Regions from separate parts of the Homo sapiens genome. Here region 1 is linked to region 2. A link is an interaction called in ENCODE POLR2A ChIA-PET data of the cell type or tissue named here. Cell type or tissue: GM12878. All regions are shown on one strand. Each heading gives the region's core, and the rest is flanking DNA. Links, peaks and the distances in the headings are about the cores only.

Region 1 (16,929 bases), core at 5,918-10,917, 230 kb before region 2:
GTGAGTTTTGGGGAAGAAGGCCATTGGTGAGGTGCCCCTCTCTTCTGTGAATCTTTTTTTGTTTGTTTGTTTTTTGTTTTTGTTTTTTTGAGATGGAGTCTTGCTCTGTCGCCCAGGCTGGAGTGCAGCGGCGCGATCTCAGCTCACTGCAAGCTCTGCCTCCTGGGTTCACGCCATTCTCCTGCCTCAGCCTCCCGAGTAGCTGGGATTACAGGCTGCCACCATGCCCGGCTAATTTTTGTATTTTTTTTTAGACGGGGTTTCACCGTGTTAGCCAGGATGGTCTCGATCTCCTGACCTCATGATCTGCCCGCCTCTGCCTCCCAGAGTGCTGGGATTACAGGCGTAAGCCACCTCGTCCAGCCATCTTCTGTGAATCTTATCAGGAGTATAGGATACCAACAAGACTGATAAATTATTGACAGTGATAACTGATGATGCTGACCTTGATCTCTTGGCTGAGGTAGGCTTGCTAGGTTTCCCCACTGGAAAGTTACTAGTTTTCTTCTTTTCATACTCTATCCTTTGGGATCATGGAAAATTTTATTTTTATTTTATTTTTGGAGAGTCTCGCTCTGTCATCTAGGCTGGAGTGCAATGGTGTGATATTGGCTCACTGCGACCTCCGCCTCCCGGATTCAAGCGATTCTCCTGCCTCAGCCGCTTGAGCAGCTGAGACTACAGGCGCCCACCACCACGCCCGGCTAATTTTTTTTTTTCAAGAGATGGGGTCTCGCTGTGTTGCTCAGGCTAGTCTCAAACTCCTAGACTCATGTAATAATCCTCTTGCCTCTGGCTCCCAAAGTGCTGGGATTACAGGCATTAACCACTGTGCCCGGCCTTTTCTGGCACTATTGAAAAGACCATCCTTTCTCCCTAAAGTTGCTTTTGTCTGGAATTAGTTGGCCATATTTGTGTGGGTCCAACCTGAACTGTCTGTTCTGTGACGTTGATGTATGGCTCTGTCCTTTCTCCAAAACCACATATCTTTCTTCTCTTTTTAGATAGAGATGGGGGCTGGGCACAGTGGCTGACGCCTGTAATCCTAACACTTTGGAGGCAGGTGGATCACTTGAGGTCAGGAGTTTGAAACTGGCCTGGCCAACATGGTGAAACTCCGTCTCTACTAAAAATACAAAAAAATTAGCTGGGCGTGGTGGTGGGTGCCTGTAATCCCAGCTAATTGGGAGACTGAGGCAGGAGAATCACTTGAACACGGGAGGTGGAGGTTGCAGTGAGCCAAGATCGCGCTATTGCACTCCAGCCTGGGCAACAGAGTGAGACTCTGTCTCAAAAAAAAAAAAAAAGAAAAAAAGAAAAAAATAGAGATGGGGTCTCACAATGTTGCCTAGGCTGGTTTCAAACTACTGGGCTGGTGATGCTCCTGCCTCAGCCTTCCACAGTGCTGGCATTATGGGCGTGAGCCACCACGCCCACTCATTTCTATATTGCTGTAGCTTTATAGTAAGACTTGAAATCAGGCCATGTGAGTCCTCTTTTTTCTTGTTTCTCAAAATTGTTTTGTCTAGTCTAGTTCCTTTGCCTCCACATATATATTTTAGAATCAGCTTGTTGATTTCATAGAAAAGATCATTGTGTATTAGTACGTGGAAAGCCACGGTATTAGTTTTTTGTTTGTTTGTTTGTTTGTTTAGACAAAGTCTCTCTCTGGCACCCAGGCTGGTGTGCCAATAGTGTTGGGATTACAGGCGTGAACCACTGTGCCCAGCTGGTACTGGTTTTTATAACTGTGTATTATTCCATCCACTGTCACTACTTCCCCAGGACCAGTACAGTTTCTGCCTCCTCAGTCTTGCACCTTTAACCTTGTCCTCACCCCCAGGCTGTTCTCCCTGCAGTGGACAGAGGGAGCCTGTTAAGAATATCCTTCCTAGCTGGGCGCCGTGGCTTACGCTGTAATCCCAGCACTTTGGGAGGCCGAGGTGGAAGGATCTCTTGAGCCCAGGAGTACGAGACCAGCCTGGGCAACATAACGAGACCCCCATCTCTACAAAACATTTAAAAATTAGCCAGGCATGGCAGCGCATACTTACAGTCCCAGCTACTCAGGAGGCTGAGGTGGGAGGATTGCTTGAACCCAGGAATTTGAGGCTGAAGTGAGCTGTGATCCTGTCAGTGCACTCCAGCCGGGGAGACAGAGGGAGACCCTATATCCTTCCTCTACTTGGAATCCTCCCTGGCCCTCAGTTCCCTCAGGGTAAAAATGAAGTCGTCCCTGAGGCTCCATGATGTTCTCATGCAGGTGAGGCGCTGTCCTACCTCATGGCTTTTTCACATGCTGCTTCCACTGCCTGCACTGCCCTTCCCCCAGATAACCCTGTGGCTCATTTCATCAGCATTCTAAGGCCTCTGCTTAAAAGCCTCCTTCTCAAAAGGCTCTCCCCCTGGCCACTCTGCTCAAACGCCCCACCCTGTTCTCTCTGTCCCCTTCCCCTGCTTAATTTTTCTTGGAACCACTTGTCATTCCTGTCATTGTTCCACCTATGCGTTTGGTTTCTTGTTTTCTTTTTTTGGGGTGGAGTCTTGCTCTGACTCCCAGGCTGGAGTGGAGTGGCGATCTTGGCTCACTGCAACCTCTGCTTCCCGGGTTCAAGCGATTCTCCTGCCTCAGCCTCCCAAGTAGCTGGGATTACAGGCGCACGTCAACATGCCCGTATATTTTTGTATTTTTAGTAGAGACGAGGTTTCACTATGTTGGCCAGGCTGATCTCGAACTGCTGACTTCAGGTGATCTGCCAGCCTTGGCCTCCCAAAGTGCTGTGATTACAGGCATGAGCCACCGCACCCGGCCTATTTGTTTGATTTCTCTTTCTGTCTCCCCCCACTAGAAGGGGAATGCCCCATGGTAGGGCGGTGCCCCTGGCTGTAGCGCAGTCCCTTGCATGGTGCCTGGCATGCGATAGGTAATCGGGGCACCCATCTCCCTCTCGGGATGCACTCATTGATGTACTTGTCAATCACTGAGCAAGACCCACTCAGCAATGTCTGCTGAGCCTGCTCTGTGCCAGGCTCTGACCTGAACTGCCACCCTTCTGGAGTCAAACAGGCCTGGTTGCCACCAAGAGGAGTTAGGCCTGGCAGAGGAGACAAGCATTAGTCTCACAACAGAAGGAAGTAGGCCGGACGTGGTGGCTCATGCTTGTAATCCCAGCACTTTGGAAGGCCGAGGTGGGCAGATCATCTGAGGCTGGGAGGTGGAGGTTGCAGTGAGCCAAGATCACGCCGCTGTACTCCAGCTTGGGTGAAAGAGCGAGACTCCATCTCAAAAAATAAATAAATAAATAAATAAATAAAAAGGAAGTGGAGACTTTCATTGAGATCAGTATCAAAGGGCACGAGGTGGCAGGGCATGGTGGCTCACGCCCATAGACCCAGCACTTTGGGAGGCTGAGGTGGGAGGATTGCTTGAGCCCAGGAGTTTGATACCAGCCTGGGCAATATAGTGAGACCTCATGTCAACAAAAACAGACAAAACAAAAAAAACAGGGGAGGGAGGGCTACAGGAGGGTGGGATGAGGACTGGCCACAGTTGGAGGCCAGGCCCTTCCTGGGGATCCCAGCGGTTGTTACTCTTTAAGAAGGACCTGGCCTGGTGTGGTGGCTCACGCCTGTGATCCCAGCACTTTGGGAGGTTGAGGCGGGTGGATCACTTGAGGTCAGGAGTTGAAGACCATCCTGGCCAACATGGCAAAACCCCATCTCTATGAAAAATACAAAAAAAAGTTAGTTAGCTGGGCGTGGTGGTGGGTGCCTGTAATCCCAGCTACTTGGGAGGCTAAGGCAGGAGAAGTGCCTGAACCCAGGAGGCAGAGGTTGCTGTGAGCTGAGATCGCACCGTTGCACTCCAGCCTGGGCAACAAGAGCAAAACTCCATCGCAAAAAAAAAAAAAAAAGGCTGGGCTCAGTGACTCACGCCTGTAATCCCAGCACTTTGGGAGGCCGAGGTGGGCGGATCACGAGGTCAGGAGATTGAGACCATCCTGGCTAACACGGTGAAACCCCGTCTCTACTAAAAATACAAAAGATTAGCGGGGCGTGGTAGCGGGCGCCTGTACTGTAGTCCCAGCTACTCAGGAGGCTGAGGCAGGAGAATGGCTTGAATCCTGGAGGAGGAGCTTGCAGTGAGCCGAGATCACGCCACTGCACTCCAGCCTGGGCGACAGAGCGAGACTCCGTCTCAAAAATAAATAAATAAATAAAAGAAGGACGTGTTCCCTTGTTCTTCTATGGGGACATGGGGAACTCCTGTACTGTTTTATTTTCCTGAAATATTTTTATTGAAATATAATTCACATACCATAATACCTAATCCTTTTGAAATATACTATTCAGTGGATTTTAGTATATTCACAGTTGTGTAACCAGCACCACTATCTGATTTTGTAGCACTTTCATTTCCCCTAAACCCATACATATGAAGCAGTTCCTCCCTCCCCCAGCACCTGGAAGCCACTAATGTCCTTTCTGTCTGTGAATTTGCCAATTTTGGATATTTCCTATAAATGGAATCTTACAGTATATGGCCTTTTGTGTGTGGCTTTGTTTATTTAGCATCATGTTTTCAAGATTCATCCATGCTGGTTGGGTGCAGTGGCGCACGCCTGTAATCCCAGCATTTGGGAGGCTGAGGCGGGCAGATCACTTGAGGGCAGGAATTGATGAGACCAGCCTGCCCAACATGGTGAAACCCCTTCTCTACTAAAAATACAAAAATTAGCTGGGTGTAGTGGCACATGCCTGTAATTCCAGCTACTCTGGGTGGCTGAGGCACGAGAATCTCTTGAACCTGGGGGGCAAGGTTGCAGTGAGCCGAGATCACTCCACTGCACTCTAGCCTGGGCAACAGAGCAAGACTCTCTCTCTCTCTCAAAAAAAAAAAAAAAAAAAAAAAAAAGAATTCACCAATGAAGCCACCTGGGCCTGGACTTTTCTTTGTGGGACGTTTTTTGAATACTAATTAAATTTCTTGTACATCTATTGAGTTTTTCTGTGTCTTCTTGAGTCAGTTTCAGTAATTTGGGTCTTTCTAGGAATTTGTCCATTTCATCTAGGGTGTATTTAATTTGTTAGAATAGTATTCCCTTATCATCTTTTTTATTTCTGAAAGGTTGGTAGTGATGTCTCCTCTTTATTTCTGATTTTTGTAATTTGAGTCTTATCTCTTTTTCTCTTGGTTAATCTAGCTAAAGGTTTGTCAGTTTGGTTGATCTATTCAAAGAGCAAATTGTGGTGGTGTTAACTTCTCTCTCCATTTTTTTAGTCTCTTTATTTCTTCTCTAATTATTTCCTTCTTTTCTCTTTGGATTTGGTTTACCCTCCTTTTCTGAGGTTCTTGAAGTGGAAGATTATTGAAATCTGAAAGTATTTGAAATCTTTCTCTTTTTTTTGTTTTTTTTTTTTGAGACGGAGTCTCGCTCTGTCGCCCAGGCTGGAGTGCAGTGGCACGATCTTGGCTCACTGCAAGCTCCGCCTCCCAGGTTCACGCCATCCTCGTGCCTCAGCCTCCTGAGTAGCTGGGACTACAGGCACCCACCACCATGCCTGGCTAATTTTTGTATTTTTGGTGGAGACGGGGTTTCACCATGTTGGTGAGGCTGGTCTCAAACTCCTGACCTCAGGTGATCCACCCACCTCGGCCTCTTAAAAGTGTGGGGATTACAGGCGTAAGCCACCGCGCCCGGCCAAAATCTTCCTTCTTTTTAAATACAGTTGCTTACATCTATGAATTTCCCTGTAAACCTGCTTTAGCTGCATCCATAAGTTTTGATATGTTGTGTTTTCATTTTCATTTATCTCAGCATATCTTCTCATTTCTCTTATGATTTCTTCTTTGATACATAGGTTATTTAGCAGTATGTTCATTTCTATATATTTGAGAATTTCTGAAAAACATCTTTCTTGTGTTCATTTCTAACTTCATTTCACTGTGGTTGGAGGAACTACTTTGTATGATTTCAATCTCTTTAAAATTATTGAGTCATGTTTTATGGCTTGGCCTCGAATACGGTGTGTCCTGGAGAATGTTCCATATGCACATGATAAGAATGTGTATTTTACTCTTGGGTGGAGTGTTCTGTACACATCTGTCAGGTCTTATTGGTTTCGTATTTTCTATTTCCTTGTTATCTTTTATTTGGTTGTTCCATCCATTATTATTATTTTTCTTGCCTGATACCAATGCTGATATCCATCCATGATTGAAAGTGGGGTATTGAAGTCTCCAACTTTCTTTCTTTCTTTTTTCTTTTCTTTTTGGAGACACGGTCTTGCTCTGTCTCCCAGGCTGGAAACGTGGTGGCATGATCATAGCTCACTGTAGCTTCTGTCTCCTGGGCTCACATGATCCTCCCACCTCTGCCTCCCGAGTAGCTGGGACCACAGGCGTGTGCCACACCCGACTAATTTTTGTATTTTTTCTAGAGGTAGGGTCTTGCTATATTGACCAGGCTGGCCTTGAACTCTTGGGCTCAAGTGATCCTCTCATCTTGGCCTCCCAAAGTGCTGAGATTACAGGCATGAGCCACTGTGCTCAGCCCCAAATTGGCCAATATTTCTTTCTTTTTTTTTTTTTTTTGAGACAGAGTCTTGCTCTGTCGCCCAGGCTGGAGTGCAGTGGCGCGATCTTGGCTCACTGCAAGCTCCGCCTCCCGGGTTCACGCCATTCTCCTGCCTCAGCCTCCCAAGTAGCTGGGAGTACAGGTGTCCGCCACCATGCCCGGCTAATTTTTTTTGTATTTTTAGTAGAGACGGGGTTTCACCGTGTTAGCCAGGATGGTCTCTATCTCCTGACCTTGTGATCCACCCGCCTCTGCCTCCCAAAGTGCTGGGATTACAGGCGTGAGCCACCACGCCTGGCCAATATTTCTTTTGTTCTGTGCTTTTTCCTTCCTCCCTCCCTTCCTCTTTACCTTCCTCTTTACCTTCCTCTTTCCCTCCCTCCCTTCTTTCCTTCCTTCCTTCCTTTTTGTTCTTGTTCTTTTCTTTTTCCTCTACCCTTCTTTCTTTTCCTTCTTTCTTTTTTTCTTTCTTTGTTTTTGCTTGATTGCAGCATCATGAGAGAGTCCTGTGCTTTTTTATAGCTGCAAGTATTCCTGGGTCGAGCCTACTCCCACTAACACTGATCACTCTCCCCCTTGAATTTTTAGGTTATTTCTAGTTTTTCCCCTCCTGCCAGAGACTTGGGGGTCCGCAGGCTTGTGTGTCTGCTATGCTCAGGGTGGATACCCTGCAAGGGAGTGCCATGTTGCATCAGAAGTGGATTTAGAGTGATGTTGCCAGGCCCACCAGGAAAGGCTGTGCCAAGGCTCTTTGCTGGGGTGCCAAGAAGAAGGGTCTGTGCCTGTTGTGGTGCCAGGCATTGACATCCTTCACTCCCACCCCCGTCACCCTCATGAACTAGTGAACTAGTCCTGTGGAATAGGGCCTTATGCGTGCTAGACCCTGGGTTTGTCCTGCTGACAACCCCATAGTGTAGGTGCTGTTATCCCAATTTCATAGAGAAACTGAGGGCTGGGGAAGTGGCAGCCTTCATTCAGTTCCTGCCGTGAGGCTGTGGCTGAGCTGCCAGGCTGCAGAGTCTTCACCCAATGATCTTGCTCAGTTGTCCCCATGAGGAAGCTGAGCCTGGCCTTCCTGTCTCTGGAGTCCAAGGTTTCCTTTCCTTGTGTGCCCCTGGAAGTGCTGTGTGGTGACCGGGATGGTGCCTGGCAGATGGAGATTAGACGCAGGTTGGATTGGTGCCTCATTGGTCAGGAGGGCTGCTCTTAGCTGTGTGCCAATAGACCGGATGACTTAATCTCTCTATCCTTGGTTTCCCCATCTGCAAAACAGGGTTGGCCAGAGCCCTGTGAAGGTGGAAGAAGGCCCTGTGTGCCTGGAGCTTTGTGCAGTGCCCTGGAGATGCTAGCTTGTTTTTCTTTCTTTTTTTTTTTTTTTTTTGAGACAGAGTCTCCCTCTGTCATGCAGGTTGTGGTGCAGTGGCTCAGTCTCCGCTGACTGCAGCCTCAACCTCCTGGGCTCAAGTGATCCTCCCACCTCAGCCTCTCAAGTAGCTGGGACCACAGGCGTGTGCCACCACGCCCGGCTAATTTTTTGTAGAGGCGAGGTTTCATCATGTTGCCCAGGCTGGTCTTGAACTCCTGAGCTCAGGTGTTCCGCCTGCCATGGCCTCCCAAAATACTAGGATTACAGGTGTGAGCCACCACGCCCGGCCGTGATGCCAGCTTCTTTTGCCGTGCAGCTAGCATTTGCTGAACACCTGCTGTGTGCCAGATAGTGTGCTGGAGGCAGGGCAGTGAACAAGACAGACGAGATCCCTGTCCTGTGGAGCTGATGCTCTAGCTGGGGGCCTGAGGGGTGGGAAGGAAGCACAGGTGCTCGGGTGAGAAAAAACATCATGCGGCCAGGCATGGTGGCTCACACCTGTAATCCCAGATCTTTGGGAGGCTGAGGCAGGCGGATCATCTGAGGTCATGAGTTCGAGACCAGCCTTGCAAAACCCCGTCTCTACTAAAAATACAAAAATTAGCCAGGTGTGGCTGGGTGTGGTGGCTCACACCTGTAATCCCAGCACTTTGGGAGGCGGAGGCAGGTGGATCACAAGGTCAGGAGATCGAGACCATCCTGGCTAATATGGTAAAACTCCGTCTCTACTAAAAATACAAAAAATTAGCCGGGTGTGGTGGCGGGTGCTTGTAGTCCCAGCTACTCAGGAGGCTGAGGCAGGAGGATGGCATGAACCCGGGAGGCGGAGCTTGCAGTGAGCCGAGATTGCGCCACTGCACTCCAGCCTGGGTGACAAAGCGAGACTCTGTCTCAAAAAAAAAAAAAAAAAAAAAAAAAAAATTAGCCGTGTGTGGTGGCGTGCGCCTGTAGTCCCAGCTACTTGGGAGGCTGAGGCAGCAGAATTGCTTGAACTCGGGAGGCAAGGTTGCAGTGAGCCAAGATCACGCCATTGCACTCCAGCCAGGGCAGCAGAGCGAGACTGTTTCCAGAAAAAAAAAAAAAATACAAAAATTAGCCAGACGTGGTAGCATACGCCCGTAGTCCCAGCTGCTTAGGAGGCTGAGGCAGGAAAATCACTTGAGCCCAGGAGGCGGAGGTTGCAATGAGCCAAGATCCTGCCACTACACTTCGGCTGGGGTGACAGAGCCAGACTCCATCTAAAAAAAAAAAAAATTCTTTAAAAATCAGGCACACAGTGTGATCTGACTTGCAGTTTTCCAAGCCTGTGGGGCAGGGAGCCTGGGGGAGGCTTTGCCCTGAGATGGGAGACTTGGCCTCAGGACATTAGAGCGAAACAGAGGAGGAGGGGATGGGTCTGGATATCCAAGGCAGGATCTGCCGAGAGATACGCTGTGGGGGTGGGACAAAGACCTCAAGAACGGGTCCGGGCTGTTCCTGTCACTTGTGACATTGTGGACTGAGTCTGCCTGGATATTTCCTTATGGGCTGGCTCCCCATCACCCCGGGAGAGTCTCGGGGTGGAGGGAACTAGAACGTGTTTGCCTGGAGGTCACTACCTACTCCCCTGGAAGGAAGGGGCTCCAGGAGGCTGGCTGTGGAATGCAGACTGTGGGTGGTGCCCGGCTGCCTGCCTCTAGTTCACTTGGGCCCTCAGGGTGGTACAGAGCTGGAAATCCATACATGGCTGACCACCCTGTAAGGGCTGCAGACACAGTGAGCGTTCACTTTGCCCTGGCAACTGGAACTGTCTCCTCCAGTCCTCACCACAACCGTTTTACAGAGCAGGACACCTGTTGCAAGATGGGAGAGACTTTGCTAACAAGGTCCCACAGCTGGCACTCACCAGGCTGGCTGGGGTACTCAGGCCACCCCTTGCAGTGGGGAGCAGTTAGGATGACACCGAGGACACCCCTAGGAGGGCGGAGTTGTGAGCTCCAGGACCCCACATTTGAGCAGTTTCCCCGTCACTCTTGAAAATGCTGCTGGGCCGGCCAGTTTCTTTGGGGTTTCTCAGTACTGCTGAAAGTTACAAGGTCAACACTGGCCTGCAATCACAGTTATAAAAAAGTTATAAAAGCCTGACATTCAAATCACGTTGGAGACTATAAAACAGCAAGTTTTTCATTTGCACACCTCACATGACCTCAAGCCTGCTGTCCATACACAGGAAATGGGGATGTGCGGAAAAAAAACCCGAAGTGGAGGACATCATCCCCCACGCATAATCCAGTCCGTGCATCGCACTTGACCTTCGGCACTGCAGCCTGCATTGCTCCCCGGACTAGCTCCCAAGATTGATTTAGCCAGTTCCCTGCCAGTGGACATTTAGGTCATTATCGGTTTTCATTCCACAAAGTACTGCCCTCAGGGAGTCGGCTGTCCTTGCCAAACCACTGCATTAATATGTTTCTGGGTGCTGGGGAAAGGGCGCTTAAGACCCCTGCCCTCAAGGTGTTGATATTCTAGTTGGGACTGTTAGATAAATGAGCAATTAGGCTGGGCACGCTTGAAATCCCAGGGCTTTGGGAGGCTGAGGTGGGAGGATCGCCTAGGCAGCATATCACTACAGAAAAACACAAATAAAAAAAGTTAGCTGGGCGTGGTGGCAAGTGCCTGTAGTCCGAGCTACTCAGGAGGCTGAGGGAGGAGGATCGCTTCAGCCCAGGAGTTTGAGGCTGCAGTCAGCTATGATTGCATCACTGCACTCCAGCCTGGATGACAGAGTGAGATCCTGTCTCTGAAAAAAGAGGTGCAAATAAACCAGAAAAGTACCAACTAGTGGGCAGTGCTGTGTTTAGAAGGAAAACAGGGCAACATGAAGGGGAGGTGGGCATCAGTAGGGGACAGACCTCTCTGAGGAGGTGACATCTGAGTTGAGTCCCTGGTAACCGGAGATAGCCAGGATTGTGGAAATACTTGGAGGAGATGAGATGGTCTTTCGAAGCAGGAGGCCAGCATGTGCAAAGGCCCTGCGACAGCAATGTCTGGCCTCCTTGCTGTTTCTTTTTATTTCATTTTTTGAGACGGAGTCTCACTCTGACCTATGCTGGAGTGCAGTGGCATGATCTTGGCTCACTGCAACCTCTGCCTCCCAGGTTCAAGCGATTCTCGTGCCTCAGCCTCCTGAGCAGCTAGGAGTACAGGCACACGCCACCACACCCCACTAATTTTTCTGTATTTTTAGTAGAGACAAGGTTTCACCATGTTGGCCAGGCTGCTCTCGAACTCTGGACCTCAGGTGATCCACCCACCTCGGCCTTCCAAAGTGCTGGCATTACAGGTGTGAGCTACCACGCCCGGCCTTTTTGCTGTTTCTTGACCACCAATGTGGCTGGAGGCAGGGAGTGAGGGGGTGGTGGGGGAGGAGGGCACGGAGGTGACAGGGCCATGGGGGGCACTTGGGAACTGTCAAACCGTCAAATGTTATGAGCAGAGGAGGGTCATGTTCTTACATTGTATCGAGTTTTCCTTTTTGTTTTTTTGAGATGGAGTTTCACTCTTATTGCCCAGGCAGGAGTGTAATGGTGTGATCTTGGCTGACTGTAACCTCTGCCTCCCAGGTTCAAGCGATTCTCCCACCTCAGCCTCCCGAGTAGCTGAGATTACAGGCATGCACCACACCTGGCTAATTTTGTATTTTTAGTAGAGACGGGGTTTCTCCCTGTTGGTCAGGCTGGTCTCGAACTCCCAACCTCAGGTGATCTACCTGCCTCGGTCTCCCAAAGTGCCGGGATTACAGGTGTGAGCAACCGTGCCGGCTTTTTTTTTGTTTTTTGTTTTTTTTTTTTTTGAGACAGTCTCACTCTGTTGCCCAGGCTGGAGTGCAATGGCATGATCTCACAATCTCAGCTCACTGTGACCTCTGCCTCCTGGGTTCAAGCGGTTTTCCTGCCTCAGCCTCTCGAGTAGCTGGGATTACAGGTGCCCACCACCACGCCTGGCTAATTTTTGTATTTTTAGTAGAGACGGAGTTTCTCCATGTTGGCCAAGCTGGTCTCAAACTCCTGACCTCGGGTGATCTGCCCGCCTCGGCCCCGCAAAGTGCTGAGATTACAGGCATGAGCCACCGCACTCAACCAATTTTTTTTTTTTTTTTAGTAGTAGAGACAGGGTCTCATCATGTTGCCCAGGCTGGTTTCAAACTCCTGGGCTCAAGAGATTGCGTGCCAAGGTGCTGGGATTATAGGCACGAACCACTGTGCTCAGCCTGAGTTTTACTTTGATTCGATGGGGCGAATGTTCTCTTTTGGGTATCATGGTAAGAGTTTCACAAACCCTTCCACCTCCTCTCTGAGGCAGGTGGCATCATTCCCACATAACAGATTGGGAAACTGAGGCACAAAGAGGTTACCTGACCTGCCCATCTTGTCCAGAAAGGAAATACTGGATTCCAGCCAGGGCCTGGAGAGTCCCAGAGCCACGATCACGAATTGCCACAGGTCACCTCCTGCTTTTGCTCCCAGCCTGTTGTGTCCCTTGGATGAGACCAGGGAGCAGGTGATGCCACGGCTTGAGTGCCAAGGGCGGGCCTCGAGCCGGGAGCTGCAGGATTCCTGATCAGGGAGGGGCTGCTGGGCTGGGAATGTTGGGGAGGAGTGAGGCCAGGAGTGGATTGTGGAAGTGAGAAGTCTCCTCATCTGTAAAATGGCAGATTTGGCCCATTGTTCTGCAAGCATTGGTCATCTGCCTCCTGCCTGGGTGTGTGTTGGGTACTGGGGAGAGAGCAGAGAAGGGGCCGATACGGGACCCTGCGCCCATGAGGCTGCCACTCTAATAGGATGTTGAGGTGGGGGCAGGGACAGACTGCAGCTGGGTGAACACATCAGGAACCCGGAAGATGCCAGTTGTGAGTGGCACTGAGCATTGAGCGGGTTGATGTGTGAAAGAAGGGGAGCAGCTTCCTATGGCGGGGGGAGGGAGGGTGCAGTTTGCTGGGAGCTGCCCGCCTGCTCTGTTAATGCTGCAGGAAGAAGGTTCCAGGCTGAGGGAACAGCCTGGGCAAAGGCCCTGGGGCAGGACAGTGTCTGGTGTGTTTCGGGAACATGGAGGAGGCATATGTGGCTGGAGTAAAGCCAGCAAGACAGAGAGTAGGGGGAGGTGAGGACAGGAAGGTGACAGGACAGGTCGTGCAGGGCTTGGGGGGCTGCAGGGAAAAGTCTGGCTTTTATTCCAAGTGAAGCGGGAGCCCAAGGAGGGCCCATAACAAAGGGGTTTACAGTGACATGGTGTGCACAGGCACCTTGTGGCTGCTTTGTGGGAGGCAGATTGTGGGGACCAAGGGCACGACTGCACTGGTGTAGGCAGGTGACAGTGGGACACGCTGACAGCCTTGGACGTGGAGGGAATTGAGCAGAATCAGGCCTGATGTGGAGGTGAAACCAGCAGGACTCGCGGCTGGACAAGGCGGGTGGGTGAGGGCCAGGGGAGCCCCAGGTCTGCAGCCTCGTGAGGGGTTTCTCCCCTCCCTGCCCTTTGGGGTGACCACAGGGATGCAGTGGCACCTACCTGCGGACACTGTGTGGGCCGAGCACTGTAAGGCTTGGGCGTCCTTGCTGGGTGACCAATGGCTATTGTTGGAAGGATGAGGCAGGGACCGAGGTGGGCAGAGGAGACTGGGCATGGGTCCCCACTTCTGCTCCAACAGAGCGACAGAGAAGCCCCTGAGGTGGGTGCGGGTGACTGCGGGTCTGCCTCATTGGTGTCCCACCCACATTCGTGTCCTGGCTCTGCTCCTCCCTCGCTGAGCGTCCTGGGCAAGTCCTGAGACTGAACCTCAGTCCACCTGTCTGAAATGGGACTTTTGGCCCTGGCATCCTTGTGACTTTCAACCCCTCTGGGGTTGTCAGAGGATTTGCCGCTATGTTGCCCGAGATGGGGTTAGAGACAGCCTGTTGGGTGGCCAGCGTTCCTTGTGTGGCTCTTATCAGAGTCCTGAGAGAAGAGGCCAGGGTGGAAATTGGCCCTGGAGTGTGGGCTCCTGCCGAAGCCTCTTCCTGTGGCCAGTGCCATGCTGAAGGCTGGCTGTGGTGTCACGTGAGCCCTCCCAGCCACATTCAGGCTCAAAGAGACTGTGCTGAGCATATGGTGACAAGGAAGGGATCCCAGCCCAGGGTCCTGGCCAGGCCCTGCCAGCACCAGGCTGCACAGGTGAGGGGTGGCTTGCCCTGGGGTGCTGGCTCTGGGCCACACTGCTGACTCACCCTCTGTGGGCTTATCTGTTGATTCTCCCTCCCATGGGAAGGCTCTGGGTTTGAGCCTGCATCGTTCCTGCACGTAGCCGTCCCCACCCTCATAGGGGCTGGAAGTCAAAAGGCGCCTGGTGGAGCCTTGTGGTCTGTTCAAAAAACGGTAAATAAACAGCCTGGGCTTCTGATCTGCTGGACTCAACCTGGCACCTCTCCCATCGCTGCTGGGTGCTGCCTCCCAGCTGCACCCTTCCCTGCCTGTCCCCTACCGCCTTCCTGGAGCGCTTATCCCCTTCCAGGGAGAGGTGGCCCACTTTAGAGCTCTGAAACCTGCTCTGGTGGGGTGAAGTGACTTGAGCCAGGCCAAGCCGGTGGCTGGGCCCTCTGTGGCAGACTGGAAGTGTCCTCCCATTTCATGGATGGCCAAGTCAGTGCCCAGAGAGGGGTAGAGACCTGTCCAGGGCCACACAGCCCAGGAGGGGCGGAGCTCGACTTTGAACCCAGGCTGCCTGGCTCCACAGTCTGGATTCTTCTTACCCATTCAACAAATACTTAATGAGCACACACTGTCTGGCAGGCACTGTTCTAGGTGCTGAGGATCTAGCAGTGACCAGGCCAGGTGCAGAAGTCTTGGCGTGTCACAGGACTAGACCTTCATCAGAGGCCGTTTTGCTGGGAGTGGGAAGGGGTGTGTATTTGGGAGGGAGGGGCGCAAGCCATCACACCTGCCCATGGCCAGGTAGGCAGGGCCTATGGGAGGGTTTCCTGGCAGAGGGAACACCCCCTGCAAAGGCCTGAAGGCCAGCAGTGCCAGAGAGAACTCAGAGGAGGCAGGTGCAGGGGGTGGGGCTGGGGAACCCGGTCAGCACTGGGACTAGGACTGGACAGGACGGGCTAGGACCAGTCACTTGGTTTCTGCAAGAGAGAAGCTTGGAGGCAGGATCTTCATTTTAGAAAGGTCACTGGGGAAGGTGGGAGGTTGGGCCAGGACCCTGGGGCCTGGCCTGGGCCCATGGATAGGAGGCCAGGTACTGAAATGATGCAATAGTACTAGGCTAGGTGCAGTGGCTCACACCTGTAATCCCGGTGCTTTGGGAGGCCGATGCGGGAAGATTGCATGAGGCCAGAAGTTTGAGACCAGCCTGGGCAACATAGCGAGACCCTGTCTCTGCAAAAAATAAAAAAATTAGCCGGGCATGGTGGTGTGTGCCTGCAGTCCCAGTTACTTGGGAGGCTGAGGTGGGAAGTTCACTAGGGTCCGGGAGTTCAAGGCTGCAGTGAGGTATGATTGTGCCACTGCACTCCAGACTGGGCAATATAGGAAGATGCCATCTCTAAAAAAAAAAAATTAGCCAAGCATGGTGACATATACCTGTAGTCATAGCTACTCAGGAGGCCGAGACTGAGGTTTGCCTGTACCCTGGAGTTTGAGGCTGCAGTAAGCTGTGATTGTGCTGCTGATGCAGCCTGGGCACAGAGTGAGATCCTGCCTCTAAAATAAATAAGGCCGGGCGCGGTGGCTCATGCCTGTAATCCCAGCACTTTGGGCTGCTGAGGCAGGTGGATCACCTGAGGCCAGGAGTTCGAGACCAGCCTGGCCAAAATGGCAAAACCCCATCTCTACTAAAAATACAAAGAAATTAGCCGGGTGTGGTGCTGGGCGCCTGTAATCCCAGCTACTTGGGGGGCTGAGGCAGGAGTAAGCTGAGATTGCGCCACTACACTCCAGCCTGGGTGACAAAGCAAGACTCCATCTCAAAAAAAAAAAAAGTTAATAAACTACTTAATTGTGCATCTCCTGTGTGCCAGCCCTACTCTATGCTTTGGGGATGGAATGTTGGAGGATCCCACCTTGGGGAGCTGTGTGTGAGCTCCCCACACAGCTCAGATGGGGGTATGGGGTCTGTATGTGAGCCAGAACAAAATGCAGCTAAGTGACATTTAGCATGTGTTAGTTCCACAGAGAAAAATGAGGCATGGGGGGTGGAGGTGGGAGAGGTGTGAATGGGGGTGAGAGAAGTCTCTGAGGAAATGTCATTCGAGCGGAATCACTCTGAGCTTGGCAAGGTTACCCTGTCTTACTGACGGGAAACCTAGACCAGAGAGGCCAGGAAGCCCGCCCAGGATCACACAGCACAGAGGTGGCCAAGCAGGGACTGGAATGCAGGGCAGCCTGGGTGCACAGAGGGCACTGTAGCAGCAGCAAAGGGAGAGGAGAGGAGTAGGTAGATTTCAGTACTCTCAGAATGCGGATGGGATCAACGAGGAGGAAGTAGATGACGGAGGCTGGAAAGTCACTTCCTGCTAAGTGGCCAGTGTCAGTGTTCCAGGCAGAGCTGCTTGGGAGGTGGTTTCTGGAAGGCTCCAAGTACTCCTGCTGCTGTGTCCCAGAAAACCCTTAGGGCCAGGCCCCTGCTCACCAAGCTCCTAGGAGACTTCTGGGGGGCTCATTTCGGAGGCAGTCCAGGCCGAGGGTGAATGTTGGTGCCCTTTGCATGCAGCAGTCTGGGAACTTTTAGAAGCAAAATCGGATAAGTCCCAGGGCTCCTGGCGCTCTCAGCCTGGCATGCGAGGCCCTCTGCGCCTGCCCTGCCCTGTCCTCAAACTCTCCCCTGAGAGCTGCGTCTCCGTCGCCCAGGCTGTGCCCTCCTGTGCCCGACTTAGAACTGTTCGGAATAACACTCAAAATTTTAAGGAAATTAAACACTCGAACAAAGGATTTTTAGCAAAGCAATTTTACTTCTGTACAGAGGGGTGC
Region 2 (13,461 bases), core at 1-5,000:
CTGGGCGACAGAGCAAGACTACGTCTCTACAAAAGAAAAAAAAAAAGCCGGGGGTTGGGAAGGATAACAGCTGCTGGAATACTGGGGGAAGGTATGAGAGGGAACAGGTCAGAATGAAGCCTGAGGCTGAATGGAGCTTCAGGTGCTGCCACCCTCATAGGTGTCAACCCTAAGGAGACATAGCGGACTCATTAGTATGCCCAGTGATTTCTTGATTGAAGTTTTCTGTTAACTGCATCCTAAGGACATTAATCATTAATTTTTCAGGGTGTGGGATTGATGGGCATGTGATTTGTGGCCTCAACTCTTCTTCATATATGGGAAAGGGCCTGGATGGAAGTGCCAGGTGTAGCTGGGTTTGTTGTTACAGGGCAGAGAGAAGGGACACATTGATTTCCCTCCAATTCCCTCAGGGAAGGGGGCTTTCTTGTTTTTATTTTATTTTATTTTATTTTATTTTTTGAAATGGAGTCTTGCTCTCTCTCTGTCGCCCAGGCTGGAGTGCAGTGGCACGATCTCAGCTCACTGCAAGCTCCCCCTTCCGGGTTCACGCCATTCTCCTGCCTCAGCCTCCTGAGTAGCTGGGACTACAGGCGCCCGCCACCACGCCCGGCTAATTTTTTGTATTTTTAGTAGAGACGGGGTTTCACCATGTTAGCCAGGATGGTCTTGATCTCCTGACCTCGTTATCCGTCTGCCTCAGCCTCCCAAACTGCTGGGATTACAGGCGTGAGCCACTGCGCCCGACTGGAAGGGGGCTTTCTTTAGAAAATAGGTAAATGTTAGTAGGGTGGAAACCAACCCTGGCCCCTTTCAAATGTGTGGTTTTTTTTTTTTTTTTTGGAGACAGTTGTACTCTTTTCTCCCAGGCTGGAGTGCAGCGGTGTGATCTCGGCTCACTGCAACCTCTGCCTTCCAGGTTCAAGCAATTCTCCTACCTCAGCCTCCTGAGTAGCTGGGATTACAGGCGTGCGCCACCATGCCCGGCTAATTTTGTATTTTTTTTTAATTTTTATTTATTTATTTATTTTTTTGAGACGGAGTCTTGCTTAGTTGCCCAGGCTGGAGTGCAATGGCACGATCTTGGCTCACTGCAATCTCCGCCTCCCGGGTTCATGCCATTCTCCTGCCTCAGCCTCCCGAGTAGCTGAGACTACAGGCGCCCACCACCATGCCCTGCGGGGGTTTCACCATGTTAGCCAGGATGGTCTTGATCTCCTGACCTCATGATCCGCCCGCCTCAGCCTCCCAAAGTGCTGGGATTACAGGCGTGAGCCACTGCGCCCGGCCAGTAATTTTGTATTTTTAGTAGAGACGGGGTTTCTCCGTGTTGGTCAGGCTGGTCTCAAACTTCTGACCTCAGGTGATCCGCCTGCCTTGGCCTTCCAAACTGCTGAGATTACAGGCATGAGCCACCACTCCTGGCCTCAAATGTTTTTTTAAGTCCCAGACTGGTTTCCAGAGCTTTGCTTTTGGGGACTCTGTTACCTCCCTAAAGGGGCATAGCTTCATTTATGTATGTGGACACTTGTCACTGTGAACCGTTTTGCTCTGTGTGCAGCCAGCTGTGAGTGTGATAGAGTAGCACGGGCCCCGTTTTTAATAGTGATCGACTTTAAAATGGTTCTTTGAGGAGGTGTTTTTTTTTTCTTTCCACTTTTTATTTTTTTAGAGACGGAGACTCGCTGTGTTACTTAGGCTGGTCTTTAACTCCTGGACTCAAGTGATCCTCCAGCCTCCACTTCCTGACTAGCTGTGATTACAGGCGTGATCCACTGTGCTAGCTCTTGGGAGTTTTTTAAGTTTTCTCTTTGCCACTGGCAAGTCACGCCCCAGTGGCTCAGGAAGCAGGTGGCTGATGTGACAGTTGCTGCTCACCTGTTCCAGTGGGAGACTTGAGGGGGAGGGTCTGCTGTGTGCGACCCATCTTGCTCCGAAAGTCCCAGTAAAGGGGCATAGTGGATGTCTCATTGTGCCCAGGGAGCTGAAACTGCCCCTGTGATGATCAAATGTGATTCTGGCACAGCCTGGACTGGCTGGGCACCTGAAGGCCTTGCCTGCCTCCTGGAGGCATCTCCTGGGTGCCTGTGGGAGTGGCTCTTTACTTGCCCTTCCTCTTGACTCTGCCCTTCCTCGACCTTCAAGGTTCTCATCCTATTCCTTTTGATCCTCGGCCTGAATCAGTTACTCAGGCCCTGGAGTCAAAGAGACTTGAGGCGGGATTCTGTTCTGCATGGCTTAACCTCTTTGAACTCAGAATTCCGTTTTCCTCTCAGAATCTCCCTGGCCTCCACCCTCTACCTCAAGAACCAGGGGCTGAACCCCGGCCCTGCCTGTCTTTGCCAAGCCTTGCTCTAGGGCTTGGTCAGCCTCGAGGAAGGGGGGCCTTGTTATGTTTATTTAAAAATTTATGTTTTAGGTTTTACTTTCTTAGAAGTGGAGGTCTTGATGTTATCTCCCAGGCTGGTCTTGAACCCCTTGGCTCAAAGGATCTGCCTACTTCAGCCTCCCAAAGTGCTGGGATTATGGGCGTGAGCCACCACGCCTGGCGCCTTTTTATATTTCTTTCTTTTTTTTTTCTTTTTTTGAGACAGAGTTTGTCTCTTGTTGCCCAGGCTGGAGTGCAATGGCGGGGTCTCGGCTCACTGAAACCTCCGCCTCCTGGGTTCAAGCGATTCTCCTGCCTCAGCCTCCCGAGTAGCTGGGATTACAGGCATGCACCACCACACCTGGCTAATTTTGTATTTTTAGTAGAGACGGGGTTTCTCCGTGTTGGTCAGGCTGGTCTCAAACTCCTGACCTCAGGTGATCCACCTGCCTCAGCCTCCCGAAGTGCTGGGATTACAGGCATGAGCCACTGCACCTGGCCCCCTTTTTATGTTTCTAACAGCACGTCCCAGCCGAGACCCTGGTGTTCACCCTTGCCTCATCTCTTGCCCTCACTTGCACATCCATTCCATCAGCATGTCCAGAGAAATTAAAGTCATTATCAGACCGTGCCACTCCCGTGCCTGGAACATTCTAGCAGCTCCCCACTGCACTGGATGCTCCTGGAACCCCTTTACTGTGGCCCTCAAGGCCTGTGACTTCTCCCCTATGCCCCACCTGTGGCCGCACCCACTTGCCCTCTGAGGTATGATATGGAATATATTTGGTCTTTGCGCCACATGTCATAGGAGTGATAGGTGTGTCTTTTAAAATTCATAATGAGCCCCTTTTGATCACAGCTGAGTTTATGCTTATGAGGTGATTTAGGATGGGGCTCCTAGATAGCCCAGGATGGGGCTGGTTACCAGAAAGACCAAGTGCTTAGAGGGTGGCATGTACGGAGGGGCCATTGAAGCTGTCTGTATTGCTTCCATCTGGTTGACCCCGAGTCGTATCCGTTATAATAAACCATTAATGGGAAGTGAAGTGCCTGCCTTAGTTCTGGGCGCTGCTTTAGCAAATCAATCAAATCGAGGAGGGGGTTGTGGGAATTCCCAATTTATAGGTGGCTGGGCAGAAGTACTGGACCCTGGGATGTGCAAATGGCATTTGTAGTGGGAGCAGTCTTATGGGACAGCTCTTTTTCTTTTAGAGACAGAGTGTCACTCTCACCCAGGCTGGAGTGCAGTGATACAGTCATAGCTCACTGCAGTGTCCAGCTCCTGGGCTCATGTCATGCTCCCGAGTAGCTGGGACTACAGGTGTGCACCACTGCCAGGCTTAGCTAATTTTTAAATTTTTTGTAGAGACAGGGTGCTATACTTCCTAGGCTGGTTTCAAACTCTTGGCCTCAAGCAGTCCTCCCACTTTGGCCTCCCAAAGCACTGTGCTTAGGTGAGCCCACTGCATCTGGCCGATAAAGTCCTTAACTTGTGGGAGATAGAGTCTGAATTGAGTTAAATTGTAGGACACCCAGCTGGTGTTTGGAGACTTGGAGAATTACTTGGAAAAGACCCACGCATCTGGTCACAGAATTGTTCTCGGTTATGAGAGTATAGTAGAAGAAAACTGGTTTTCTCTGAGTTGGTGTCAAAAGTGCTGTGTGAGAGTGTAGAGAAACGGAGTGTGGGCCAGGCACGGTGGCTCACGCCTGTAATCCCAGCATTTTGGGAGGCTGAGGCGGGTGGATCACCTGAGGTCGGGAGTTTGAGACCATCCTGACCAACATGGAGAAACCTAGTCTACTAAAAATACAAAATTAGCTGGGCGTGGTGGCGCGTGCCTGTAATCCCAGCTACTTGAGAGGCTGAGGCAGGAGAATCACTTGAACCCAGGAGGCAGAGGTTGCAGTGAGCTGAGATCGCACCATTGCACTCTAGCCTGGGCAACAAGAGTGAAACTTCATCTCAAAGAAAAAAAAAAGAAACAGAGTGTGTTTTCCCACCTTCCCTGCTCCAGCCACACTGGCTGACTTGCTGTGCCTTGGAATATGCCAAGCACAGTCCAGGGCCTTTGCACTTGCTGTTCCTCTGTGGTAGATAAATAACCACATGGTGCCCATGTCACTACAGATCTCTGCTCAGACATCTTCATCACTGAGGTGTCCCAGGCTACCATAGAAGGAGTGCTTCTCATCTGTTAACCCTGCGAACCCTGCTTGATTAGATTTATAGCACTTCCACCCTCTATGTGACATTGTGTCTTTTTTTTTTTTTTTTCTCTTTGAGACAAGGTCTTGGTCTGTCACCCAGCGGGGAGTACAGTGGTGCAATCATAGCTCATGGCAGTCTGGACCCTCCCACCTTGGCTTCCCAAGTAGCTGGGACTACAGCCGCATGCCAGCTAATTTTTGTATTTTTCGTAGAGACGAGGTTTCACCGTGTTGCCCAGGCTGGCCTCAAATTCCTGGCCTCAAGTGATCGACCTGCCTCAACCTCCCAAAGTGCTGGAATTACAGGCGTGAGCCACCATGCCCACCCTGAATACTTTTTTTTTTTTTTTTTGGAGGGGGGAGATGGAGTTTTGTTCTTGTCGCCCAGGCTGGAGTGCAATGGTGCGATCTTGGCTCACTCCAACCTCCGCCTCCCGGGTTCAAGCGATTTCAATTTTCCTGCCTCAGCCTCCTGAGTAGCTGGGATTACAGGCGTGCACCACCACGCTTGGCTAATTTTTTTTTTTTTTTTTTGAGACGGAGTCTCGCTCTGTCACCCAGGCTTGAGTGCAGTGGCACAGTCTCAGCTCACTGCAACCTCCGCCTCCTGGGTTCAAGCGATTCTCCTGTCCCAGCCCCCACACCGAGTAGCTGGGATTACGGGCGCCTGCCACCATGCCGGCTAATTTTTGTATTTTTAGTAGAGATGAGTTTTAACCATGTTGGCCAGGCTGGTCTCAAACTCCTGACCTCAAGTTATCCACTCGTCTTGGCCTCCCAAAGTGTTGGAATTACAGGCATGAGCCACCAAGCCTGGTCCTAATTTTTTTATTATTAGTAGAGATGGGGTTTCACCATGTTGGTCAGGCTGGTCTCGAACCCCTGACCTCAGGTGATCCACCTGCCTCGGCCTCCCAAAGTGTTGGGATTACAGGCATGAGCCACCACGTCCGGCCCTGAATACTTTTTTTTTTTTTTAATATAACACTTCCACTTTCTATGTGACATTGTGTCATGTTTGGCTATTTCTGTCACTCTGCTGTCCACTCCTCCAGGTAGGAATTGTGTTGTTCTCTGCCAGATGCCTGGTGTTTGGAACCAGCTTGGTGCATTCAGCGCTGTTCGTATTTGGGGGTAGTCATCAGTAAGTCCTCTGCTGTGGCGGTGGGGAAGGCCTGTCACGAGTGACACTGGGCAGGTATGGATTCTGCATCTCCCTGCCCACTCTTGGCCTTTGCATGCCTCTGTTGTGGGGACTCCTCTTGCCGTCTCCACACAGTGTCACTCCTCACGCTCAGTGTTGCGTATATAGCTGATAACACAGCAGACCCGGTGGTGGCGCAGGACATCCATCCAGTGGGCCTCGGCCAGCCGAAAAGAAAGAATAGGGGCCGGGCACAGTGGCTCACGCCTGTAATCCCAGCACTTTGGGAGGCCAAAGTGGACGGATCATCGGCTCAGGAGTTTGAGACTAGCCTGGCCAACATAGTGAAACCCCATCTCTACAAAAAATACGAAAATTAGCTGGGCATGGCGGTGTGCGCCTGTAGTTCCAGCTACTTGGGAGGCCGGGGCAGGAGAATTGCTTGAACCCGGGAGGCCGAGGTTGCGGTGAGCTGAGATTGTGCCACTGCACTCCAGCCTGGGTGACAGAGCCAGAGTCCATCTACAAAAAAAAAAAAAAAGAATGGGGTTATTGATGTTCCACAGGGAGCGTGGGTCAGGATGGATTTGTGACACTTGATGCGGTTACTCTGCGTGTTATGTTTCTGCTGGGTCACATTGTCACATGGAGACATGATCAGAAGAGCTTGAAAAACATCCATCTAATTGATAGCTAGGATAGCATTTGCAGGCTTGCAGTGTAGACACCACACGTCCCTGTGGGGTTAGAGGACACTCCCCTAAGGCAGAGAACCGTCCTGGATGCTTTTAGGTCCCTTGGGTAGGTGCTCTTAAGCGGTTTTCTTTTTTTTTTTTTGAGACGGAGTCTCGCTGTCACCCAGGCTAGAGTGCAGTGATGCAATCTTGGCTCACTGCAAGCTCCGCCTACCAGGTTTACACCATTCTCCTGCCTTAGCCTCCCGAGTAGCTGGGACTACAGGCCCCCGCCACCACGCCCAGCTAATTTTTTTTTTTTTTTTTTTTGAGACAGAGTCTTGCTCTGTCACCCAGGCTGGAGTGCAGTGGCATGATCTTGGCTCACTGCAAGCTCCGCCTCCCGGGTTCACACCATTCTCCTGCCTCAGCCTCCCGAGTAGCTGGGACTACAGGCGCCTGCCACCACGCCCGGCTAATTTTTTGTATTTTTAGTAGAGACGGGGTTTCACCGTGTTAGCCAGGATGGTCTCGATCTCCTGACCCTCGTGATCCACCCGCCTTGGCCTCCCAAAGTGCTGGGATTACAGGCGTGAGCCACCGCGCCCGGCCTGGAGGTTTTCTTATAGACCACCGAGGGGAACATTTTGTTTTGTAGTTCACGCATAGTAAACGGGGCTGGCTCTGCGGAAGCCATCCTGCCCATTGCTGTTGTTCCGCCCAAGCCTCTGCCATAACCTGACTCCCACGTTGGTCTGCTGCTGAAATGTGTCCGTGAACAAATTTCCCCAAGCCCCAAAAAACACAATAGCAGATATCCTGGGACCAAACTTAAATATAATGCTAGTTTCTCATGCAAGGTGAAAACAACCACCATAATTCCAACAAACAGATTTCCAAGGGATCCGATTGCTGGTTAGCAACCTGCCCTGCCTGGGGCTGGTCACCGCAGTGCTTTAAGACAAAAGCTAGGGGTGGCGTGAAAGAAGAGACCAGACCTCTTCTCTTCCTCAAGCAGTCTCCTTCCACATTTGAACGTCAACAGATGTTTCTATTTTAGATGATAATTTTGATGAAGTTGAAAATAATGAGAACATGGTAGTTCTCACATCCTTTGATCTTTCTCTTTTATTTCCACAAAGACACTTCCTGGGCATTTCTTGTGGGTATTTATTTCATGGGTATTCTGATTTAGGCTTTTTTTTTTTTTCTTGGAAGTTTTTCTTTAAAAATCTGAATATAAAAAGTAATAGATGGCTATTGTAAAAAATAAATAAAAAGCGCCAGACATCTGTGATATGGAAAGGGTAAGTTCCTCATCACATGCCATCAGAGAGAGCTACTGGCTGTGCTGACAGCGGTTTGTGCATGTTTTCTTTGGGGTAATTTCTATGCATGGATTAACATGCATATATATATATATATATATATATTTTTTTTTTTTTTTTTTTTTTTTTTTTTTTTTTTGAGACAGAGTCTTGCTCTATTGCCTGGGCTAGAGAGCTGTGGTGCGATCTTGGCTCACCGCAACCTCTGGCTGCTGGGTTCAAGTGATTCTCCTGCCTCTGCCTCCCAAGTAGCTGTGATTACAGGTGCCCACCACCACGCCTAGCTAACTTTTGTGTTTTTGTAGAGATGGGGTTTCACCACGTTTGCCAGGCTGGTCTCGATCTCAGGTGATCCGCTCGCCTCAGCTTCCGACAGTGCTGGGATTACAGCTGTGAGACACCATGCCCAGCCATATGCATATATAGTTATTCTTTTTTTTTTTTTTTTTTTTTTGAGACAGGGTCTCTGTCGCTCAGGATGGAGTGCAGTGGCGTGATCTTGGCTCACTGCAACCTCCGTTTCCTGGTTCAAGTGATTATCGTGCCTCAGCCTCCTGAGTAGCTGGGACTACAGGCATGCACCATTACCCCTGGCTGACTTTTGTATTTTTACTAGAGATGGGATTCTGCTATGTTGGCCAGGCTGGTCCCGAACTCTTGGCCTCAGGTGATCTGCCTTCCTTGGCCTCCAAAGTGCTGGGATTATAGGCATTAACACCATATCCAACCTTACTTTTTTTTTTTTTTTTTTGAGTGTTTCTCTGTTGCCAGGCTGGAGTGCAGTGGCGCGATCTTGGCTCACTGCAACCTCCACCTCCCGGGTTCAAGCGATTCTCTTGCCTCAGCTTCCCGAATAGCTGGGACTACAGGCCAGCTCCACCACGCCCAGCTAATTTTTGTATTTTAGTAGAGATAGGGTTTCACCATGTTGGCCAGGGTGGTCTCAAACTCCTGACCTTGTGATCCGCCCACCTTGGCCTCGCAAAGTGCTGGAATTGTAGGCGTGAGCCACCACGCCCAGCCTCTCAATTCTTTTTTGATGTGCCAAGACTTCTGCAGCGTGGGTTGTGTGGGGGTTCTGATTGCTGGGCAATTGAGGAGCTTCTCAAGAAATTGAGGCAATATGGCCACACCACTTCTAGACCCTTTGGCCCAGGGAAAGGGTTAACCTCCTGGACTTTTAACTGAGTGTTTTACATCTTAGCTTTTAGATTCTTGTGCCAGAGTAGTTTCACTTCCGGTCATTCCTTCTGGCTGCTGGCCTGGATTCCCAGGCTCTGTTTTCTCCTTGTGGAGGCCCCGGCAGCACCCGATCCAAGGGCCGCACACATCTGGATTTGGCTTCCACACGCTGTACTAACTATTCTTGCCCTTTTGGCCCCTGAATCCCCTCATCCTTTGCTTTTTCCACCTGAGTAGGTGTGGCCTCCTGGTCTGCAATGGATTTCATTGCTGCGTGAATTTCCCCTGCTAGTGACTTATCATTGAGGGCCCCATTGCAGGACTCTAAGCGGCACCGTGTAAGACACCTTAGGGACGACCTTTGGCCACCCCAGGACTTTGCTGAAAATGCCAAATCCTTCGTTTCCTGTATAGAAGGGCAGGGATGATTGGCGATGGGGTAAGAAGGGGTAGAGAGAGAGGTGTTCCTTGTCCTTAGACACCTTTCCTGGCCGTGCTCGTTTGGCCTTCCCGTGTAGACATCTCGCCGGAGCAAGGTGCACCCAGCCCCACACCCCATCCAGCTTCTACAGGGCTGGCCTCACCCCAGCCCTTCAGGGAGGGTGAGCTGGCCAGGAGGAGGTTGAGGGCTGAGAACAACACCATGCTTATGGCTGTGGGAGCAAGGAGGGATAAGAGATGTTTGTGGGTCAGGCACTGTGGCTTGGGCTAGGTGCGGTGGCTCATGCCTGTAGTCCTAGCACTTTCGGAGGTTGAGGTGGGCGGATCACTTGAGCCCAGGTGTTTGAGACCAGCCTGGGCAACACGGCGAGACCTCATTTCTATAAAGAAATACAAAAATTAGCTGGGCATAGTGGCATGAGCCTGTAGTCCCAGCTACTCGGGAAGTTGAGATGGGAGGATCACTTGAGCCCAGAAGTTCAAGGCTGTGAGCTGTGATGGCGCCACTGCATTCCAGCCTGGGAGACAGAGCGAGACCCTGTCTCAAAAAAAAAAAAAAAATTGGGCCGGGCGTGGTGCCTCTCATCTGTAATCCTAGCACTTTGGGAGGCCGAGGCAGGCGGATTGCCTGAGCTCAGGAGTTTGAGACCAGCCTGGGCAACATGGCAAAAACCCTGTCTCTACTAAAATACAAAAAAATTAGCCAGGTTCGGCAGTGTGCGCCTGTAGTCCCAGCTACTCGGGAGGCTGAGGCAGGAGAATCGCTTGAACCTAGGAGGCGGAGGTTGCAGTGAGCCAAGGTCGCACCACTGCGCTAAGCCTGGGTGACAGAGCGAGACTCTGTCTCCAAAACAAATAAATAAACAAATAACAAGAACAAAATTCTTGGCAGCCGGCCAAATCTGTGTGCATTGCTTGCCAGGGTGGGCGTGTCATGGCTGACAGCAGGTCCTGGATCGCACCTAGGGGTTTGCTGCTCTCCAGCCAGCTGCTTCTACCTGATGCGCGCCCAAGAGGGGAAGCCAGTCTGTTGTTCCTGAGCATTGCGGGGCAGGAGTGTTACCTGCGGTTTGTGCTGGGGGGAGGCTGCGTTACGGACTCGAGTTTTTTTTTGTTTTGTTTTTGTTTTTTTTGAGATGAACTCTTGCTCTGTTGCCCAGGCTGGAGTGCAGTGGTGTGATCTCGGCTCACTGCAGCCTCTGCCTCTCGGGTTCAATCAATTCTCCTGCCCCAGCCTCCCGAGTAGCTGGCATTACAGGCATGCACCACCATACCCAGCTACTTTTTGTTTTTTAAGTAGATACGGGGTTTCACCAAGTCGGCCAGGCTGGTGTTGAACTTCTCACCTCAAGTGACCCGCCCGCCTCGGCCTCCCAAAGTGCTGGGATTACAGGCATGGGCCACCATGCCCAGCCCATGACTCAGTTTTCTCATTTCTGTTCAGGGAAAGGAGCCTCTGCTTCACATTTTGATGGGAGCATCTGAGGACCTCATCTGTGTGATGCTCCTAGTGCGATACCTTTCACGTGCTAAGCAGCTGCTCAGTAAACCTGGGGAGAGATGGGGCACCTTGGTTTCACCAGCTGAGCGGCTGGCACTTCCTGCCTGTGAGTGATGGTTCGATGTTCCAGCCTGTGGAGGAGGAGGTGGAGCCACAGGGAGGTTACCCGTGAGGCAGGTGGCACCGTGGCTTCACAGTCCATGTTCAGAGTGTGGGATGCATGGCAGTGAGTTCCACTGTGGCCTTGGCCTTGTGACCTGAACTCTTCCACTTCCCTGTCATCTGTCAGCTGGCCAGCAGGACCACTGTAGTCCCTGTGTGGTGGTGAGGGCCCAGTGCGGGGAGTCTCAGTTGTTACCATCAAGTAGGCTGAGGCCCCTACCTCCTGGCTAGATCTTCCTTCCTTGCCATTTCTTTGTGACTGAGACATCCTCAGCAGTTGTAAATCACAGGGAGGTGAAGGCAAGCCACAGTCCCCGCTGGATTTGCAAATATCCCTTCCCTTCCTCTGTCAGCATGACCTTACGGTAGACGAGGATTTCTTAAATAGGACCCCAGAAATGTTAAACCTCAAAGACCAAACTTGATGAACTGGCCTTCATTAGAATTAAGAGCTTCTCTCTCTTTTTTTCTGTTTGTTGAGATGGAGGTTTACTCTTATTGCCCAGGCTGGAGTGCAATGATGTAATCTCGGCTTCACTGCAACTTCCACCTACCGGGTTCAAGTGATTCTCCTGCCTCAGCCTCCTAAGTAGCTGGGATTATAGGCATGCACCCACCACGCCTGGCTAATTTTTGTATTTTTAGTAGAGACGGGTTTTACCATTTTGGTCAGGCTGGTCTCGAACTCCTGACCTCTGCTTGCCTCGGCCTCCCAAAGTGCTGGGATTACAGGTATGAGCCATCACGCCCGGCCGATACTTTCTACTTTTTAAAAGTGGATACCGGCCACATATGTGGTGGCTCGTGCCTGTAATCCCAGCACTTCTGGAGGCTGATGCAGGTGGATCAGGAGTTCAAGACCAGCCTGGCCAACATGGCGAAACCCCGTCTCTACTAAAAATACAAAAAATATATATATATATATATTTTAGCCAGGTATAGTGGTGCGTGCCTGTAATCCCAGCTACTCGGGAAGCTGAGGCACGATAATCGCTTGAACCTAGGAGGCGGAGGTTGCAGTGAGCCGAGATCACGCCACTGCACTCCAGCTTGGGTGATGGAGCAAGACTCTGTCTCTAAATAAATAAATAAATAGATAGATAGATATCTCAATAGCCAGTAAGCATACAGAAAGGTGCTCCGTGCCATTAGTTGTGAGGGACATGCAAATGAAGACCATAAGAAGATGCGATTGGACATTGGCAACATTGTTAAAAGTTGTAAGGACTGACAGCAGCAAGTGTTGGGGTTGATGAAGAGCACCTGGAATGCTGTCCCTGTGTGGGAGGTGGGACCGTGTGTGTAGATGATACAACTATTTTGGAAAACTAGCAAAGCTAAGTTTATGCCTCCCTTTATAACCACCAGTTTCATTCTTGGACACCCAAGAAGAACCAATGCATGTGTTCACCAAATGACTCTCATAGCAGCTTGATTTGTGCTGGCCAGAACCTGGTAGAGTACAATGTCTATGAAAATGAGAATGCTCACATAAAAAGAACGGATGACTCTCCCAGACATGGTGACCCTGTGTGATTGTCTTTTTTTTTTTTTTTTGAGACAGGGTCTTTCTCTGTTGCCCACGATCATGGCTCACTGCAGCCTTGACCTCCTGGGCTCAAACAGTTCTCCCTACTCAGCCTCCTGAGTATAAGCTAATTTAAAAAAAAAAACTTGTAGAGACAGGGTCTTGCTATGTTGCCTAGGCTGGTCTTGAATTCCTGGACTCAAGCGATCCTTCTGCCTTGGCCTCCCAAAGTGCTGGGATTATAGGTATGACCCACTGCCCCCAACATTATATTATTTATATGTTACATATATTATATGTTATAAGTATATATTGTATATTATATAATATATGTATTATAGACGTGACCCACCACACCCGTCATTTTATTGGAAGTTCAATAACAGGTGAAAGGAAGCCACAGTGATAGTCAAAATAGTGGTTTCCCTGGGAGAGTGGTATTGACTGGGGGGGCCCAAGAATGCCTTCTGGAACGTCAGGAGGGATGTCTGACGCAGTGTTCTTCAAGCTGTTCACCTATGATCCTGCGATCAGGGCATGTACAAGTCAGTGAGAGTAAGCAGAATCACACGCTGCTCCCCTCAGTACTGAGCTGAGGACGTGGAGTCGCTCCACGGCTCTCCACTTTGTGCTGCAAGTCGGCCAGTGCTTGTTCAAGTGCAGGCACCAGCAACCTCATCACAGGCTTTGGCACTGGGCGATACTGCTGGGGATGGCTTTGCATCACTCCCGGGCTGTTGGGATCCCCTTTACTGTCACTCTGCACGTGTCTGAGCTTTCAATCCGGAAATGAATTTGCGGATGCTGGTGGCACCCGCGTTCCTGTTTCACTGCAGCCTGACTCTAGAGGCAGCATTTTCAGGAGGAGAGGCCATTCTAACAAGCCTCTGTGAAACCCCGTGCTTCTAAAAAGCAGACTTGC

The links. ChIA-PET counts read pairs that join two places held together with the same protein. Peaks named below come from ENCODE experiments on the same cell type or tissue, not always from the same donor. Only the 100,000 strongest peaks of a DNase experiment are listed, where the experiment ranks them.
Region 1: POLR2A ChIA-PET joins it to region 2 with 7 read pairs; 4 of 35 experiments call an interaction of 5 or more read pairs at or near these places.

The regions. Positions count from the first base shown.
Region 1 is chr19:10,734,973-10,751,901 of GRCh38, forward strand. All of the region lies in intron 1 of DNM2 (dynamin 2), which reads left to right. Among named protein-coding and RNA genes, the nearest start is that of MIR638, 25 kb to the left of the region's middle. RefSeq lists a silencer at 3,969-4,038 and enhancers at 13,629-14,443, 15,579-16,200. In GM12878, for the core only: no CTCF peak of the experiment used is centred there; no DNase peak of the experiment used is centred there.
Region 2 is chr19:10,966,861-10,980,321 of GRCh38, forward strand. All of the region lies in intron 1 of SMARCA4 (SWI/SNF related BAF chromatin remodeling complex subunit ATPase 4), which reads left to right. Among named protein-coding and RNA genes, the nearest start is that of SMARCA4, 13 kb to the left of the region's middle. RefSeq lists enhancers at 6,429-6,478, 10,286-10,978. In GM12878, for the core only: a CTCF peak has its summit at 2,076 (motif pointing left); a DNase peak (open chromatin) is centred at 1,881; H3K4me3 peaks cover 1,749 bases; H3K27ac peaks cover 2,788 bases.